Regions from separate parts of the Homo sapiens genome. Here region 2 is linked to region 1. A link is a contact called in ENCODE Hi-C data. All regions are on one chromosome and are shown on one strand. The core of a region is the stretch at or near the end of the contact, and the rest is flanking DNA. Distances in the headings are between cores, read along the strand shown. Region 1 has its middle 46 kb from the start of PRL. Region 2 holds the start of HDGFL1 (HDGF like 1).

Region 1 (3,707 bases), core at 903-3,402:
GTTATCAGCCCTTTCTTGCAATGGTTCTGCTTAGCTTTGAAATCAAATGGCTTATAAAAATAGTATCTGAGAATCAAGAAAATGTACCTTATCCACTGAAAATACAGAAAGCTCACCTCTTTTTGTTCTCAGTTTCCTTCTCTTTTATTCAATTAAGTATGTAGCTGACGATGGAGAAATCTAATGATGGGGTGAGATTTTTGCATCATCATGATGAATTTCTGTGCTAATGTCTAAGCTTCTGAACTGAAACTCCTTTGAGAAAATAAAATACTTCTTGACATTGATGGTTCTGAGACTACAACAATACACAGTATTCTAGAGAACCGAAATAGGCTATTTAAATAAGAGTTTTTATTGATAAGCACCCTTAAAAACTCATTATTTGTACTGCAAGCTGAAATCTGACCATAGAAGCAATTCTCTTGATTTCCCAAGTGGCCTCGTAAAGGGTTTGGGCTAAGTCTAATTCCAAAATCCAAAGAAAATAAATTTTATCCAGATGTTGGGCTTGGAGATTCGAGTTGCATTACAAACAAAACTGAATATTTGTTTTTGGAAAATCTTACTACTGTATATAATTTAAAGTAAATGTTATATGTGTTTCTTCATTCTTGTCACAGCTTCCCGTGTTTAGCCTCCGAATGCCACTTTCCCGCTTCTGAGTCTCCAGCATTTCTATGTTTGTCGACAATGCGCATGATTAAAATGATATTTTCATATTTCAGTGTAGTTGGAGCTCCTTAAAGCAGAGGGTTGTAAGTGCAAAAAAGAGATATGCAGTTCCCTAATGGCTTATTACCATCACATTTGCAATTCAGATCAGCTCTAAATTGACTGAAATTTTTAAACACATAGCAGGCAGTTTAAACTAATGATTGTCTGGAGGTTCACCACTGACACGAACTAAGCTTCTGTTCAAAACAAATTGCAAATAATTCCTCCCTTAGAGTCAAAATGTCACTTTTAGAACTCCATGTTATTGTTAGATTTTTGTCAGTTACATCAAAAAAAAAATATCTGCTTTATAGGGAGTGTTCTACCTTTGAAAGGACGGAGTGACACAGTTTCCCTATTAAAAAAACCCACAACACCACGTATCTGTATATATGGATCTACATCGGTTTCACTAGGAATCACCCCTCCCTCTTCCCCCTCATCCCCTTCAAAAATCCTAATTGTAAAGTAAAACACCCTTGGGGCAGTGGTAGGCCCAAGTTGCTTAGCAACCCTCAGCAGGTAGCAAGGATTCAGCTGCAGCTGTCCTGATTCTTTCCTAAGAACCTTCTTATTACTGTTTGTGCTAATCTTTAACCAGGCTTTTAAACCACAGTCTTTCTCTGGGGTCTCTTGTTGTTAGATTGCAGGGGCCTACTCAAATGTTGTCCCAGAGGTAATGGTATTAAGGGTGGCTATTGAATGTTTGAAGAGTGATAAGTGCTGGAAGGGATTAGAATTGCATGTTCCAACTAACCTTATTTTACATTCTTGAAAAATATCATGAAAATTGTCCCCCAGTAGGAACAATGGTTGGTGTTGACACACAGCTCTAAACCTGCTTTTGCTCCCAGCTTGTAAATTGGGTGAGGCGGACTCTCTCCCCATAATTGTTTCTTTTAAAAGACTTACATTCTCCTGCAAAGACTACTTAAGGAATTCATTAAGAATTAGTAGATAGCCTGATTTCATTCTCTCATTTAATTATGAGAAAGCTAGGTGTGGATTGGTAGAGAGGGCTAAAGAGAGATGTAATAGGGGATTGAGAAAATTTCTTTCCATGGAGAAGTGTTTCTGCCTACATTGGCAATCCAAAAACTCTGAGGTTGGACTTGAAGTTGGCCAATTATTACAGAATAAAACAGTGGCAAAAAATGGCACATTTATTATTAATAGCATGGAGATTTCTGCTTTGTTTCCTGGGTTGCGAGGTTTGGATAAATTTCAGAGGCTGCCCACAGCTGTTATTAACCAATGAGGGTAAGCTCATAAAATATTTTAAAGTAAGTCTACTTCTACCTTCCCATCACACAATACAAGGCAAAATGAAGAAGACACAGCTACCCTGAGGTTTTTTTTCACTCAATCCCTTTCTCTCAGCAGATTAAAAAAAAAAATTATGAATGATTCACTCCTCGAAACTTCATTCTGTCATTTAAAAGGAATTTAGGCCTTTTTCTATCATAACATTTTGTTACAGACCTGGTCCTATTATGCAACATAATATGTACTGAATATGTGCTGATTAACTGACTTGGAAATTGGAGAAAGGTCAAAGCCATCTGAAGGAGATAACATTTTTATAGGCTCTGAACCTTATTGAAGTTCATCTATATAGATATAATCTTCAAAATTCGGTTTAAAATCACACACACAAATAAGACTCATGAGTCTCCTGATTTTTAAATTTCACTACATTCTCCTTTTCGTTACAGGTTGTATAAAAATTGTTTGATCTTAAGTAAAAAACAAAAAGGATAGTGTCCTCCAATAGGTTGATTGTTGAGAGTGTCTGCCATCATACACATGGAATAGTTCACGTTTATTCTTCTGATCCCACCAAATATCAAGTACAGGGAAATATACCTTATATTTCTGATGGGAAAACTGAGACAGGAAACTTGTTATTCAGTTTTAGATTGCCATATTGGGATGCCCTGAAAGTCCCACGATGTCATATAAATCTCCCCCACAGTGAAATGATACTCAGGTGTCTACTAATATTAGTGTTGTATTTAGAGGACTAGCTAATTTTTCTTTCCAAGAAATCTTGGCCGCACCACTTCAAAATGATAAACTCTCTAATTTTGATTTGTTTTCTATTTAAACTCCAACCTCTGTCTTTTATCTTTCCCTTGCCCCAAGATCCATTATTTTGTTACATAAATGATTGCCCAAGTGGGTCAATTAAATTCTGAATACAGCTGGTGTTGATTACAGTTTTGCTAATAAAAATATCTTTGTGAAATCTTCAAGGTGACCTGTAAAAATTAGCTCCTTGATGAACCTGGAAATTCGAAAAAAAATCTATCAGTAAACATGTTGATCGATTTCATCCTATCAATCAAAATTTAGTTTGCCAGATAATAATTTGTTAAATGTCAGTAAAGGAGAATATCGTTTAGAAAAGGGCGATTTGAAACAACGTGCTTGTGCCCTGGAGAGGTGTGTAGAACCATCTTCATGGAGTGTGGGTTTGGACTTTATCTTTCCAGGAAGTGGGAACATAGACCCCACGCCTTGGTCAGAAGGCACCATGTTCCTGTTATCTCCAGGCAGCTACCTGTGTCTACCTGGGGCAGATGGCTCTGTGGACCTCCTGTTCAAGTCTTCCTGTTAAAATACCCCTGCCCTCCCACTGTACCTCCAAACCATCAATCCACATGCCAGAACTACAGCCCCATCCCTGAGAGATGCATCTGGTTAGGGTGACCCATTGTGGGCTGTAAGGTTTCTGTTGTGGTTCATTATGTTAGGTATGGACACATATTTTTAGTGTTGTTTCTGGCTCCCCGAATTTCTTTTCATTTCTTTTTGGACATCTGAATCCAGGAGTGCATAAAAGACCATATGCTTTATTCTTCATTGTTAGTAATTATAGTAACTGGAGGAAGATCCTTAGATTTGTTGACTTCAGGATTTTTTAACTTCGGCACTACTGCTATTTTGGATGGTATTGACATTTTGGGCTGAGTAGTTTTTTTGTTGTA
Region 2 (3,707 bases), core at 609-3,108, 320 kb after region 1:
GCTTTTAGAACCGGTCCTGCCTTCAGATTGAGCTGATGGTACAACTAAATACCTCTTCTAGACATGCTATCTAGCTAGATTTTTTTCCTACTTCAGCAACCTTCATACATGATATGTGCATTGGTACAGCATACTTACCTGAAAAATAATGGCCACATATAGCAATATCTCTGCTTACAGAAATTCCAAATTCCTTCCTATTATGGGCTCCATAGCTACCTATTATTTCCTATTTTCTTCTACAGCCACTAAACATTTCTAGTTTTCTAGCACTTTCCCTGTAAAACTGAGAGGAGGGAACTTGTCATATTCATCTTTGTAGCAGGATGTTGATTTGTAAACGAAGTGTTGATGCATTGTTGATGTTACTTATTTAATAAAGGTATAATAGATATTAGCAGGGCAGATAGGCATTCTAAGAAAATGGCTTGACATAAGAGCTGAAAGAACTTGTTTAGAATTTTAGAATTATCAAAGGGCTTCATGTTCATTTCACCTTGTTAGGGAGAGGATATCTCCTTTTGCCTAGAGCATGTCTCAACCATTCAGAGTTAAAATGGCTGTTCCAGCCCAGCAAATGGGAAACAAATTTGAGTTTTACTGAAATGGGTTAAGGGCTCTAATTCTCGTCTAGTGTGTTGGTTACACTGGGAAGGAACATCTGTCTAGTTATAATAGTCAAGAGTACCGGTATGATAAATTTGGGTAGGTTTCAGAGTGCTTGCTCACAGCTAGCAAGGAGGATCCAAAAAAGATGCAGAAAGTTGTGTAAACAACTGCAATTGCACTGACACTTTCATTCATATGTTTAGAAGAGACATATCTGAAGAAAATTCTTTTTAAAATAGTTTCTCAGCTGAGATTATACTTTTTTAGTGTGTAGCTCACAGGAAGTTCTAGTTGCCAAGAGCATGTTCGATATGAGTAGATCTCTACCTAATTCTTATGCATAATGAACCCAATTTTCATCTCTTCTAGAAAGATACTGAAAACATGTGTCGTGATCTCAATGTTACAACCATGTAGCCTCATCTTTCACAATACGGTACAATCACCAACGAAGTTTAAACTTCATGTCTGGCATCCAAGGTGAACATTTCCATAGAAAGTAGGAAATATTTAGATGTCTGTTTGCCGTGGTGGTGGTGTTCCTATATACTTTTTGTGACCCTAAAGATATAATAATGTTTGACATTTTTGTTAGCCAGTAATGTGGACTTAAGACATCCTAACCACACTGCTGACTCTAACCCTTTAATAGACTTTCACGTAGTTCTTGAGCCTCACTGCAGGCTCCAGTGCTAGTCCCGGAGGAAATCAGAAAAGGGTTGAAACCACTGACACAGCCATCTCTTTAGCTCCTCCTAACGCAGGTGTACAGTTTCCTGTAGTGAGCAGATCGGGGCCTACAGGGACACTGCATGCTTGCACTGGGCTGTTACTAGTTTCATGGAAATATGTACTAATTGTGTCACTGTGTTTTCTTGTCACACTGCCCCCTTTCTAGGCCGCTCTGGCACCGTTTATTTAAACTGTGCAACCATCTGGCCCAGGTGCCGTAGAGATTGATCAGTAGCACAAGGCCACCACAAGCACAACCGCCACCCGGCCATCCCAGCTATTTCCTCCAGCATTCTAGACATCATGGCGTCCGAGGGTGGGTCCAACGGGCTTCGAGTGTTCGGGAGATAATGCACACTTCGCAGTGGATCTTCTCGGGGCCCCGAGCGTTGCCCGCCCATTAGGTGGCGCCGGTCCCCTCGAACAGGTCGCTCAACAACTCCCGCCCAGCAGCCGCCCTTACTGCGCGCGCGCAGACTTCGGCGTCTACTTCCGGTGTGGCCCAGGCGGGGTCCGCAGAACCAGCTATGTCGGCCTACGGCATGCCCATGTACAAGAGCGGGGACCTGGTGTTTGCCAAGTTAAAGGGCTATGCCCACTGGCCGGCGAGGATAGAGCACATGACCCAGCCCAACCGCTACCAGGTGTTTTTCTTCGGGACCCACGAGACGGCCTTCCTGAGTCCCAAACGCCTGTTCCCGTACAAGGAGTGCAAGGAGAAGTTCGGCAAGCCCAACAAGAGGCGCGGCTTCAGCGCGGGGCTGTGGGAAATCGAGAACAACCCCACGGTCCAGGCCTCCGACTGCCCATTAGCCTCAGAGAAGGGCAGCGGAGACGGGCCTTGGCCGGAGCCCGAGGCCGCAGAGGGCGACGAGGACAAGCCGACCCACGCTGGTGGCGGCGGCGACGAATTGGGGAAGCCGGACGACGACAAGCCCACTGAGGAGGAGAAGGGGCCGCTGAAGAGGAGCGCGGGGGACCCGCCGGAGGACGCCCCCAAACGACCCAAGGAGGCAGCCCCCGACCAAGAGGAGGAGGCGGAGGCGGAGAGGGCGGCGGAAGCGGAGAGGGCGGCGGCGGCGGCGGCGGCGACGGCCGTCGACGAGGAGAGTCCGTTCCTCGTGGCGGTGGAGAACGGCAGCGCCCCTAGCGAGCCGGGCCTGGTCTGCGAGCCGCCTCAGCCAGAGGAGGAGGAGCTCCGGGAGGAAGAAGTCGCGGACGAGGAGGCCTCCCAGGAGTGGCATGCCGAGGCACCGGGCGGCGGAGATCGCGACAGCCTGTAGTTACCAGCGTTTCCAGAAGAGCCCCTGCCCCGTTCCTGCTGCGGCCTGGCCGTTCTTGGGGAATCTGACCACGGCGTGCAAACTGGGACTGCCTTTCCCTCTCCTCAGCCCGTCCTCCTCCAACCCGCGCTCCTTTGCCCTGCCGGGCCCCAGGATGGCAGGCCACCTGACTCTCACCTCTGTGCCCCCACGCCTCTGTGATCTGAGTCAGGGCCTCAGTTCCCTCCCTGGGATAAAGTGAGGCCACCATCCCAGCTTCCGGCTCCCTCTTCTCCCCCCTCTACCCGCCACCCCACCCCACCCCACCCCCGCCCACTCGTTGCCTGATTCCGTTTCCGACTTGGGGTTCAGGCAGGCTGTTTTCACCTCTAGACACCCCTCTCCACCCCTCCTGCTTCCCCAGGCATTATGAACCTCTGCTTAGGAATATGGGTAGGAGTGAAAGGCCTGGCAGATAAAGAGCAGAGGGCACTTGCAGGGCCTGGGATGAGCAGTCTTCAAGCTGTGGTAGTTAGCGGGCAGGAGAGCGACATCTTCCTGAGCTCCTGTCCATGCCTGCCATACCTGCCAGCTTCAGACATTTAGGGAAAAGGGGCAGCATGTGGGGAATGCCCCCCGCCTTCCACAAATCCTTTTGCTGACCCAGGAAGTTCTGGGAGTTGCCGTTTTTCATCAAAACGTTTGGGGGCTTCCAAGTTGTTTGTGAGATCTGAAAACTTAACTTTGCCCAATATCCTGGTTGGGGACCGTGAGAAATATCTGTCCCATTTAGATCTCTGGGGCCACTGATGGGATGCCCTGGGAAGATCCTTGGCTGCCGCTTTCTCTCCCCACAGCCTCAAGGCCACCCTACCGTCATATATATCACTCAGGCGTAGAAGAAAAGACACATATTTTATAAAATCTTTTTAATAAAAGGAAGTTCCAAGAAGAATTTTTAAGAACTACCTCTAGGTGTGCCTCCACGCTGGCCCTAGCTTTCCCATTGCTGTTCCATTGCTGAGACAAACTGGAAGGCTCCCTTTCTGTTTGAAGTTTTATGACTTGTAGTCAGGCTTTGCTGTTCGTCACAGTGTCATTTTC

The links. Hi-C counts contacts between places; a loop is a spot of excess contacts on that map.
Region 2: a map of PC-3 shows a loop between it and region 1 (2.0-fold over the local background). The contact joins the promoter of HDGFL1 here to the enhancer-like site in region 1. A Hi-C loop is called at or near these places in 1 of 168 maps with a recorded cell type or tissue (PC-3).

The regions. Positions count from the first base shown.
Region 1 is chr6:22,249,384-22,253,090 of GRCh38, forward strand. No RefSeq gene overlaps it. Among named protein-coding and RNA genes, the nearest start is that of PRL, 46 kb to the right of the region's middle. Within about 2 kb of position 2,153, at least 2 of the 41 ENCODE cell types and tissues checked have a DNase peak (open chromatin) inside an H3K27ac peak, as active enhancers do; they include PC-3, where a contact is called at or near this core.
Region 2 is chr6:22,567,708-22,571,414 of GRCh38, forward strand. It overlaps HDGFL1 (HDGF like 1), which reads left to right and starts at 1,859. Exons shown (of 1, transcript NM_138574.4): 1 at 1,859-3,707. The coding sequence starts at 1,869. The coding sequence ends at 2,624. The region is part of intron 5 of LOC105374971 (a long non-coding RNA gene); the gene reads left to right.